Regions from separate parts of the Homo sapiens genome. Here region 1 is linked to region 2. A link is a loop called in an ENCODE intact Hi-C map of the cell type or tissue named here. Cell type or tissue: Calu3. All regions are shown on one strand. Each heading gives the region's core, and the rest is flanking DNA. Links, peaks and the distances in the headings are about the cores only.

What was found. Hi-C counts contacts between places; a loop is a spot of excess contacts. Peaks named below come from ENCODE experiments on the same cell type or tissue, not always from the same donor. Only the 100,000 strongest peaks of a DNase experiment are listed, where the experiment ranks them.
Region 1: a loop joins it to region 2, with 6 times the contacts of the local background. A loop is called at or near these places in 4 of 110 quality-filtered maps.

The regions. Positions count from the first base shown.
Region 1 is chr19:42,437,636-42,442,599 of GRCh38, reverse strand. The region is part of intron 1 of CXCL17 (C-X-C motif chemokine ligand 17); the gene reads left to right. The region is part of intron 1 of LIPE-AS1 (LIPE antisense RNA 1); the gene reads right to left. Among named protein-coding and RNA genes, the nearest start is that of CXCL17, 2.8 kb to the left of the region's middle. RefSeq lists silencers at 2,136-2,225, 3,904-4,083. In Calu3, for the core only: CTCF peaks have their summits at 1,861 and 2,062 (motif pointing right); DNase peaks (open chromatin) are centred at 1,299 and 2,099.
Region 2 is chr19:42,593,932-42,599,533 of GRCh38, reverse strand. All of the region lies in intron 2 of LIPE-AS1 (LIPE antisense RNA 1), which reads right to left. CEACAM8 (CEA cell adhesion molecule 8) reads left to right here and starts at 4,610. Exons shown (of 6, transcript NM_001816.4): 1 at 4,610-4,769. The coding sequence starts at 4,706. RefSeq lists an enhancer at 2,777-3,277. In Calu3, for the core only: a CTCF peak has its summit at 2,866 (motif pointing right); a DNase peak (open chromatin) is centred at 2,873.

The sequences.
Region 1 (4,964 bases), core at 983-3,482, 160 kb after region 2:
TGTACTTACACCCAAACAATGTTGAGAGAGTTAAACGAGATATTGTATGTGAAAATATCTGCAACTGGCCGGGCGCGGTGGCTCACTCCTGTAATCCCAGCACTTTGGGAGGCCAAGGCAGGGCGGATTACAAGGTCAGGAGATCGAGACCATCCTGGCTAACACGGTGAAACTCCATCTCTACTAAAAATACAAAAAATTAGCCAGACCTGGTGGCACGCACCTGTAGTCCCAGCTACTCAGGAGGCTGAGGCCAGAGAATTGCTGGAACCCAGGAGGTGGAGGCTGCAGTGAGCCGAGACGGCACCACTGTACTCCAGCCTGGGTGACAGAGTGAGACTCCATCTCAAAAAAAAAAAAAAAAAAAAAAGGAAAGAAAAGAAAAGAAGATATCTGCAATTGTAGCTGATCCCCCTCACACACACGTACGTATGTATGTATATACTAGCTCAACAAAGATTTGCTCCCATGCCTTCTCCCCCAACACTTTTCCAAAAGAGTAACATAATTCTCATGGCTAAACTTAATGATGATGGTGGGAGAGTGTTGAAGGCAATGGTACCTTTATAGAAGATCAGGAAGTCCTTGCTTCTATTCTTTACAGTGCACTGGAATGCCACCAACATGTCTTAATGCTATTTACTGGTAACGTAATAAACTAGAAAAAGCCTGTCACCAGGTAGTGTCCATATTTGAAGCTTTATCCATAGCAAGCCCTGCTGTAACAGCTCACATTTTGGGAAGCCGACTTTAGCTTAGGGGTTCCAAATCTGCTCCAGCTTTCACTATAAAGTGGCCCAGCCCTGCACAGAGCAACCACGCAGAAAAGACCTGATCCCCATGTATATTTCCGCTTGTGAGCACCATCTCCCCAAAGGCCACTTTGAGGTGAAATGGCTATGTTACATACTCAGCATCAACTTGGTCCTAAAATCAGGAGGCATTCTCCCTTCTCCACCCCAATTTCCAACATCCCCTCCTTTGTAGAGAGAGTGCTCTGGAAGCTGTTAAGCCCCATAGCCCTAGGGCCTAGACCACTGTTCTGAAAGGGAAGACTTTTCCATCACTATGACAGACACCCAGGCTAGAGTCCTCTGCCTGGATTCAAAGCTGTAGCCCCAACCTGCCTTTCTAGTGTACCTCCCTCTACTCACTAAAAATACTATTTCTCCAACCAAACTAACCTGTTTGCCCTTCCCTGAACAGGTATTGTGTTTTTCCACCAGTTCAACTTTGCTCACACACCCAGCTCAAAACCACCTTCCCACAGCTTCCTTCAGTTCCTCCCACAGCCAGACATGTGGTCTCCCTCCTGAGCGCTGGCTTAGCCCTGCTGGACACTCTCTTCTTGCACTTATCATCTGCTGCCTTATATTGAGGGCCTTCATGTGCCTTTCCTGCCCCCACCCCCTGTCCTTCTAGGCTGCAAACTACTTGGTGACACAGACTGGTGCACTGTTTCCATATCCCTCACGCTATCCAGCTCAGTACTCAGCAAACATTAGCTAACTGCAAGAATGCATCCTCAGGTTGCTAAATCAAACCAGGGCTTCATAGCAGCTCTACTGACATTTGGGCTGAACAGTTCCTTGCGGTGGGGGCTGTTCTGTGTATTGTGAGATGTTCAGCAGCATCCGCGTGGCCTCTCTCCCCTACATGCCAATAGCAGCCTCCCCTCTCCCTCATCCAAACCCCTGTTATGGCAGCCAAAAATATCTCTAGACATCGCCAAATGACCCCGGAGGGGGAACCACCCTTGGTCAACAACCACTGCTCTACACCAATACTTCTCTGCATGGCCACACTTTTAGACTCACCTAGACCTTTACACTCAGCTTGGAAGTCAGGGGGACCTAGATCCTGGCTCTGCCACACACTTTGCAACCCTAGACAAGTCGCCTCACTTTTTTGAGTTTCAGTTTTATCATCTTAAAATGAAGAAAATACCACTTGTCACACACACTTGTGAAGATTAAATGATCCGCAGCGTGTCCTAGAAAGGGTTTAATAAATGGACTGAGTAGTTTCTAAGTCGCTCCTAAAGCACGAGGGTGAGGAACTGGGGAAAGCTCCCTGCGCCACCAGGGGGCGCCATCACAAACCACGTCGAGTGGGTGGCGGCCGGGCTCAAATCTTGTTTCCCAGCCAAGCAAAGTTTTGCAGTGCAGGCCTGAGTCTGAGCTACTTAGTGGCTAAAGGAAATAATAGCTCCTCCATCCCCAAAATAAATCTCAGAATAAAGTCTAATCTTATTTTATCTCTTAATCACATACATGCTCAATATGCTTTTCACAGGGTTAAGGGAAATAGAAATAAGTGAGAATATATGAGGTCATTAGGAAATAAATTACTTAAAATAACAGATTATTCATTAATTATAATATTATTTAATTATAAAATTACTTATAATATCAGACACATTAAGAACTCCTATATCACAAGCATTGTTCTAATCACTTCACACTTACTATCTCATTTGTCCTCACAAATCTAATGCATTTCTTACTTTTTCTTACTTTTCATTTTTCAGACTTTGAAAAATATTGTAAAAATAGAGTTCCAGTACAGCCTTCATCCAATTGTTTTCAAACAATATCTTATGTAACCATAATACAATTATCAAAACCAGGAGATTAGCACTGATACCATAATATTAACTAATCTACAAATGTTCAAATCTTGCTAATCATCCCACTCATGTCCTTTTTCTGCTCCAGACTCCAATCTGGGATCCCACTGAATAAAATGTCAGATCTCCTAGGTCTCCTCCAACCTGGGATAGTTTCTCAGTCTTTCCCTCTCTTTCAGGACCTTGACACTTTTGAAGAGTTCTAGCCAGTTGTTTTGTAGAATGCCCCCTGAATATGGGTTTGTCTGATATTTCCGGCTACACATTTTGGGCAAGAATACTTCAGAAGTGATGTATCCTTCTCTGGACATCCCAGCAAGAGCCCCAGGATGTCGATATCTCTCATTACTGATGAGGTTCACTTTAAGCACTTGGTTCAGGTGGTGTCTGCCAGGTTTCTCTACTGTAAAGTTACTATTCATCTTATTGTAATTAATAAGTATCTTGTGGAGAGACACTTTGGAAATATGTAAATAGCCTGTTTCTTCTCATCATACTTTTTTTTTTCTTGTTATTCACCAGTTATGGCATCATCATACTTTTAATATTAACTTTTAGAATCTATGGATGATTGTTTCCTATAAAGAATTATTACTGTGGTGTTGGCCAAATAGTGATTTTCTACTTCCATTGTTCCTTCTACATTTATTTAATCGGAATTCTGCCATAAGAAAGAGTTATTCCTTTTTCTTTTTCTTTTTTTTTTTTTTTTTTTTTGAGATAGAGTCTTGCTCTGTTGCCTAGGCTGGAGTGCAGTGGTGTGATCTTGGCTCACTGCCGCCTCCACCTTCTGGGCTCAAGCGATCCTCCCACCTCAGCCTCCTGAGTAGCTGGGACTACAGGCAGACACCACCACACCCAGCTAATTTTTGTATTTTTAGTAGAGACGGGGTTTTGTCATGTTAGCCAGGCTGGTCTCTAATTCCTGGCCTCAAGTGATCCCCCCACTTTGGCCTCCCAAAGTGCTGGGATTACAGGCGTGAGCCACCATGCCTAGCCTCTTCCTTATTTATTTATTTGTTCAGTTATTTATTTATATCAGCATGGACTCATGAGTATTTATGGGTTGGAATCCACTACTATCATTATTTATTATGTTGCTCATATTGTCCCAAAATTGGCCATTGGGAGCTCCTTCTAGTTGGCTTCTGTGACCTTTAGACACATCTCCACCATTTTTTGAGCAGCTCCTTACTTTCTGACACCACAAGAAGCTTTGGGCTCCTCTTGTGTTTTTCTGCCCCAGCCCTGGATCAGCTATTTTTCCTGGAAGCCCTAGTTCCTTTCATGGGAGAATGATATTTACAGACTATGGGCACTGACTGATAGGTCCATTGCTAGTAGGTGCTGGTGCTTCTAGGCCCTCTAGTGGTCAGAGCTGGGAAATAACACACACGCACACTCATGTACAGTAGTCCCCACTTAATCGCAGTTTCAGTTACCCGCCAACAGTGGTCCAAAAATATTGTTATCTTGAGAAAGAGACAAAGAGAGAGAGAGACCACATTCACGTCATTTTCATTACAGTATATATGTGTGTGTGTGTGTGTGTGTGTGTGTATTTTATATATATATATATATATATATATTTTTTTTTTTTTTTTTTTTTTTTTTTTGAGACAGAGTCTCTTGTCGCCCAGGCTGGAGTGCAGTGGTGCAATCTCGGCTCACTGCAAGCTCTGCCTCCTGGGTTCACACCATTCTCCTGCCTCAGCCTCCCGAGTAGCTGGGACTAAAGGCGTGCGCCACCACACCTGGCTAATTTTTTGTATTTTTAGTAGAGATGGGGTTTCACCGTGTTAGCCAGGATGGTCTCAATCTCCTGACCTCGTGATCCGCCTGCCTCGGCCTCCCAAAGTGCTGGGATTACAGGTGTGAGCCCCCACCTGGCCTATTACAGTATATTTTTAAAATTGTTCTATCTTATTGTTAATCTCTTACTGTGCCTAATTCATAAATTAGACTTTATCGTAAGTGTATATGTGTAGAAAAAATATATATATAGGGTTTGGTACTATCTGAGACTTGAAGTATCTTGGGGGTCTTGGAATGCATCCCCTGTGGATAAGGGAGGAATATTATTAACCACATCTTACAAATTAGGAAAATGAGGCACAGAAAAGTTACACAACTTTGTCCAAAATCACAAAGCAAATATGTAGTGGATCTGGGAAGTGAAAATAATGACAGATGCACCACAAATCCTAACAAGTGGAAGTAACTTCTTTACACATCCACATCAGCAGAAAGCCACAAGCCCAATATTCCAGCATAGACACTCACTTTGGAAAATAACCAGAATTCCACAGCAATAAACACAATGATAACCATCATG
Region 2 (5,602 bases), core at 1,496-3,995:
GAGATGACACAAACAAATGGAAATACATCCCATGCTCATGGATGGGTAGAATCAATATTGTGAAAATGACCATACTGCCAAAAGCAATCTACAAATCCAATGCAATTCCCATCAAAATACCACCATTATTCTTCACAGAACTAGAAAAAAAAATTCTAAAATTCACATAGAACCAAAAAGAGCCCACACAGCCAAAGCAAGACTAAGCAAAAAGAACAAATCTGGAGGCATCACATTACCTGATTCCAAACTATACTATAAAGCCATAGTCACCAAAACAGCATGGTACTAGTATAAAAATAGGCAGATGAAACAATAGAACAGAACAGAGAACCCAGAAACAAACCCAAATACTTACAGTCAACTGATCTTTGACAAAGCAAACAAAAACATAGTGTGGAAAAATGACACCCTATTCAACAAATGGTGCTGGAATAATTGACAAGCCACATGTAGAAGAATGAAAGTGGATCCTCATCTCTCACCTTATACAAAAATCAACTCAAGATTGATAAGGACTTAAATCTAAGACCTGAAACTATAAAAATTATAGAAGATAACATCAGAAAAACCCTTCTAGACATTGGCTTAGGAAAGAGTTCATGACAACCCAAAAGCAAATGCAATAAAAACAAAGATAAATAGCTGGGACTTAATTAAACTAAAGAGCATTTGCACGACAAAAGGAACAGTCAGCAGAGTAAACAGACACCCCACAGAGTGGGAGAAAATCTTCACAATCTATACATCTGACAAAGGACTAATATCTAGAATCTATAATGAACTCAATCAAATTAGCAAGGAAAAAACAAACAAACAATCCCATCAAAAAGTGGGCAAAGGACATGCATAGACAATTCTTGAAGAAAGATATATAAATGGCCAATAAACATATAAAAATACTCAACATCACTAATAATCAGGGAATGCAAATCAAAACCACAATGCAATACCACCTTTCTCCTGCAACGATGGCCATAATAAAAAATAATAGATGTTGGTATGAATGTTGTGAAAAGGGAACACTTCTACACTGCTGGTGGGAATGTAAACTAGTGCAACCATTATGGAAACCAGTGTGGAGATTCCTTAAAGAACTAAAAGTAGAACTACCATTTGATCCAGCAATCCCACTTTTGGTATCTACCCAGAAGAAAAGAAGTCATTATACAAAAAGATACTTGCACATGCATGTTTATAGCAGCACAATTTGCAATTGCAAAAATGTGGAACCAACAAAAATGTCCATCAATCAATGAGTGGATAAAGAAACTTGGTATGTATATATATGTGTGTGTGTGTGTGTGTGTGTGTGTGTGTGTGTGTGTGTGTATGATGGAATACTACTCAGCCATAAAAAGGAATGAATTAATGGCATCCTCAGCAACCTGGATGGGATTGAAGACTATTATTCTAAGTGAAGTGACTCAGGAATGGAAAACCAAACATCGTATGTTCTCATTCATAAGTGGGAGCTAAGTGATGAGGATGTAAAGGCATAAGAATTACAAAATGGATTTTGGGGACTCAGGTAAAAAGGGTGGGAAGGGAGTGAGGGAAAAAATACTACAAATTGGGTTCAGTGTATACTGCTTGGGTGATGGGTGCACCAAAATCTCAAAAATCACCACTAAAGAACTTACTCATGTAACCAAATACCAATCGGTTCCCCAAAAAACCTATGTAAATAAAATATATATTTTTTAAAAAAAGAAAAAGAGGGGTAGATCTTGATGACTTCGAATGTGGTAATGGATTGTTAGATATGACACAAAAGCATGAGCAACAACAAGGAAAAAGAGATAAATTAAGCCTTATGAAGATGCAAGCCTTTTGTGCATCAAAGGACATTATGAAGAAAGTGAAAAGACCAGGCACAGAATGGGAGAAAAAATTTGCAAATTACATATAGAAGAGCTTCCTGTCCAGAATATATAAAGAACTGCTACAACTCAATAACAAAAAGACAAACCACCCCGTTTATAAATGGGCAAAAACTCAAATAGACATTTCTTCAAAGAAGATATACAGGCCGGGTGCAGTGGCTCATGCCTGTAATCCCAGCACTTTGGGAGGCTGAGGCAGGTAGATCACAAGTTCAGGAGTTTGAGACCAGCCTGGCCAGCATGGTGAAACCCCACCTCTACTAAAAATACAAAAATTAGCCCGGCATGGTGGTGCACGCTTGTAGTCCCAGCTACTTGGGAGGCTGAGGCAGGAGAATCGCTTGAACTCAGGAAGTGGAGGTGATATATGAATGTACATATATACACTCTACCACAATTTTTTGAAAAGTCTTTGGTGAAGAAAACCTACTACGTAAAACATACCCACCCTAATCAGATAGCCCTCATACACTTACATGCAGTCCCTACATGACCTTATCCACAGAGAGATTCAAGGATTCAGAGACATGAAACTGCCCAGCCAACTGCAGATGCACAACATAAATGTATTTGCAAAGAGACTGAGAGTTAAGCTGGAGACACAGACCTCAGCACTGCCAGGACTCTCACCCTCCCCCATGGATTCTGACTTTATCTTACTTGGCGCATTATTCAGATCTTGTTGTGGAGTTGGGGCAGGGTAGGTCATAAAGCCTGACCCCAGGACACTCTGTGTGAGCACATGAGCCACACACACCCCATTAGATCTCCACACACAGCTGTGACCATTGTGAGGAGGACTAACACAGGCTCAGAGATCACACCAGAGAATCAGCCACAGAGAAAAACACGGATGTGGAATGTGATGGAGCTCGACATAACATGTGGGTGACCTCGTGTGAAATGTGCAGATCCATGTGGAATAAAACACGCAGCCGGACCTGGGACTGCGGCCACCCACACTTCCCTTCCAGTCCACCAGAGGGCGACAGAGTCCCTCCAGCCTGGAGCCTTCCCAGGGGCTGCTGACCTCCCTCAGCGGAACCCACAGCCCAGCAGGGTCCACCCTCACCAGGGCACCTCGGCCCACGTCCTCCTTACCCTCCAAGCTCCCCATACGGACTCTGTCAGCTCCTCCCTGCAGCCAGGCAGCCGGCAACATGAGGCCGCCCCCTCTGCAGGCAGCTCCTGCCCCACACACCCAATCCTTCCCTGGGCCTAGTTAAGGCATCTCCCAGGGCAGCGCTGGTGCACGGGATGCCACACTGGGCGCTTTCCCCTCGTGACCTCCCTCCATCCTCATCAACTCTTTCTGTGACTGCTCCCTAAATACCCGCCCCTGCTCCGTGTGTCCTGTTCTCTACGGCATGGCAGGCTGAGCCCAGCGCTGACAGAACCACAGCTGCCTGAGGGCCCACAGTGCCTCTGGGGAATCAGCCAGGCACCCTATGACCTTCCCTCTGCACCCCAGGAGGCTCGGAGAGTATGTGATGGTCACGCCCAGGCACTGTCTGGGATGTAGCCACCTGCCCCCTGCTGTCCTTCGTGAAGCCAGGAGGGAGGACAGCGCTCTCTCATGTACACAAGCTGGGGGGCAAGGAATGAGCTCCCTTTGTTCCCAGAACATGGCCCACCCCTACCTGCCCTCTCAGGTGTGAGCAACGTCCCCCCAGACGGGCTCCCCGGCCGCTGCCCATCCTTTCTCTACACAGAGGGGCCTGACCAGGTCCAAACCCTTAGGACAGACCCCAGGGGATATCAGCATGGGGAGGGCTGAGCCCATCCTGGCTGCAGAGTAAGTTGGGATGAGTCTCTCCAGCTCTGAGCCCCTGCTCTGTCCCAGGCTCCCTCTCCTGGATCTCAGAGAGCACTGTCTTGTGGGGCCCCTGGGCAACTCCCCACTTCCTGCTGCACCAACCATAGGGAAGGTGGGGTGACCACAGGACAGTCAGCCGGGCGAAAACAGAGGACACCCAAGATGGTCAGAGAGAACATGGAAGGCCCGAGCCCCAGCTCAGCTGCCAGAACCCAAAGAGCAAGAGAATGGCTGATACCTGTCCCTGATGACCACTAGGCCCACAGCCCCCACTGACCAACCAGAACAGCCCTCTCTCTCAGGAGGCATAAGAGATTATTTGCCCTGCACACCACCAGTAAGGACAGTCCCCTCTGGGATATCCAGGGCATTGAATGTCCATCCTTGGAAGCTGCAACCAAGCTTGACACAATGAGAGAGGGGGAGGATCCCTCTCACCAGTGAGCACACACCTCCCCAAAGCTCAGTGGTGGTGTCCCTGTGACAGGGTCCTTGCGGAGCGCTGACCTCCTGATCTGAAGGGAAGAGCCAGATGGGGATGGGAGAGGGCAGGGGGAGCGACTGTGCACCCCGACCTGGAGACATAGGCTGCAGGATGCTGAGGGCACAGGGCTGTGCTCACCCAGTCTCCAGGGTGTATGTGTGACTGTGTGTGTCTCTTTGTGTATGTGTGTGTCTCTGTGTGTGTGTGTCTGCATAGTGTGTGCAGAGGTTGGGTGAGAGAATCACTGCTGAAGGAGTCAGAGACCTCAGCAATTCCCAGGGGCCTGAAACACAGACAGAAAATAAAGGGAAAGGAGGGACAGGGAGGCAGGACTGAGAGGGGAGGGGACAGAGAGGTGTCCTGGGCACAGACCCCGCCCATGAGCCTGAGAAGTGCTCCTGCCCCGGGAAGAGGCTCAGCACAAAAGGAGGAAGGACAGCACAGCTGACAGCCGTGCTCAGAAAGTTTCTGGATCCCAGGCTCATCTCCACAGAGGAGAACACGCAGGCAGCAGAGACCATGGGGCCCATCTCAGCCCCTTCCTGCAGATGGCGCATCCCCTGGCAGGGGCTCCTGCTCACAGGTGAGGAGAGGACTTCCTGGGAAAGGACAGGAGGAGGAAACACAGTGACTGGCTGGGGTCTCCTGGGGAGGACGGGGCTCTGAGAGGGGACAGAGGACTTCTGTTGGAGCCTTAATAGAGGAGAGGACACAAGAGAGGGGAAGGGGTCACAACAGGAAAATCACATTGAACTGGAATTGGTAAGAGGCAGGAACATCTCAAGTGTTCCATATTCCTGGTTAATCATCACTGGCCACTACATTTTGAAAAATGATAATAATAACCATACCAGATGACACTTCAAATAAAGCATAACCAGGGTATGAAACATTGTCCTCAGCCAACAATGTCAGACATTGGCAAATAAGCCTCAGGAAGCAGAGGGCCCAGGGAATGCTCAGGAACTCATCCACAGGAGTCTGAAGCCTGTCCCAGGCACTGGGGTGCAGCCAACACCACACAAGTCCCTGCCCTCACAGAGCTCACACTCTCCTGGGGAGGAAGACAGACAAAGAGATCTAGAATGTGAGGTCAGGCGCTGACAGGAGCCCTGGAAGGAACACAGCAGGGAAAGGTCAGAAAGGGAAGACCCAGTGTCTCTAGAGGAGGTGTCAGAGAAAGGGTCTCCCAAGGATGCCCTGATGTGAGCAGGATCTGAGGGCAGTGTGGAGGGAGCCGTGCAGAACCCTGAAGAAGAGGATTCCACCAGGGAAATGCCAAGGTCAGAGGTGTTGAAGAAATGGGGGCTGTGCTGCTGACATTGACTCAGTAGGACACACACACATACACACACATAAAAACACACAAACTCCAAAGCTGATGTCCCCATTTTTCTACTCCAATACATATGTTGC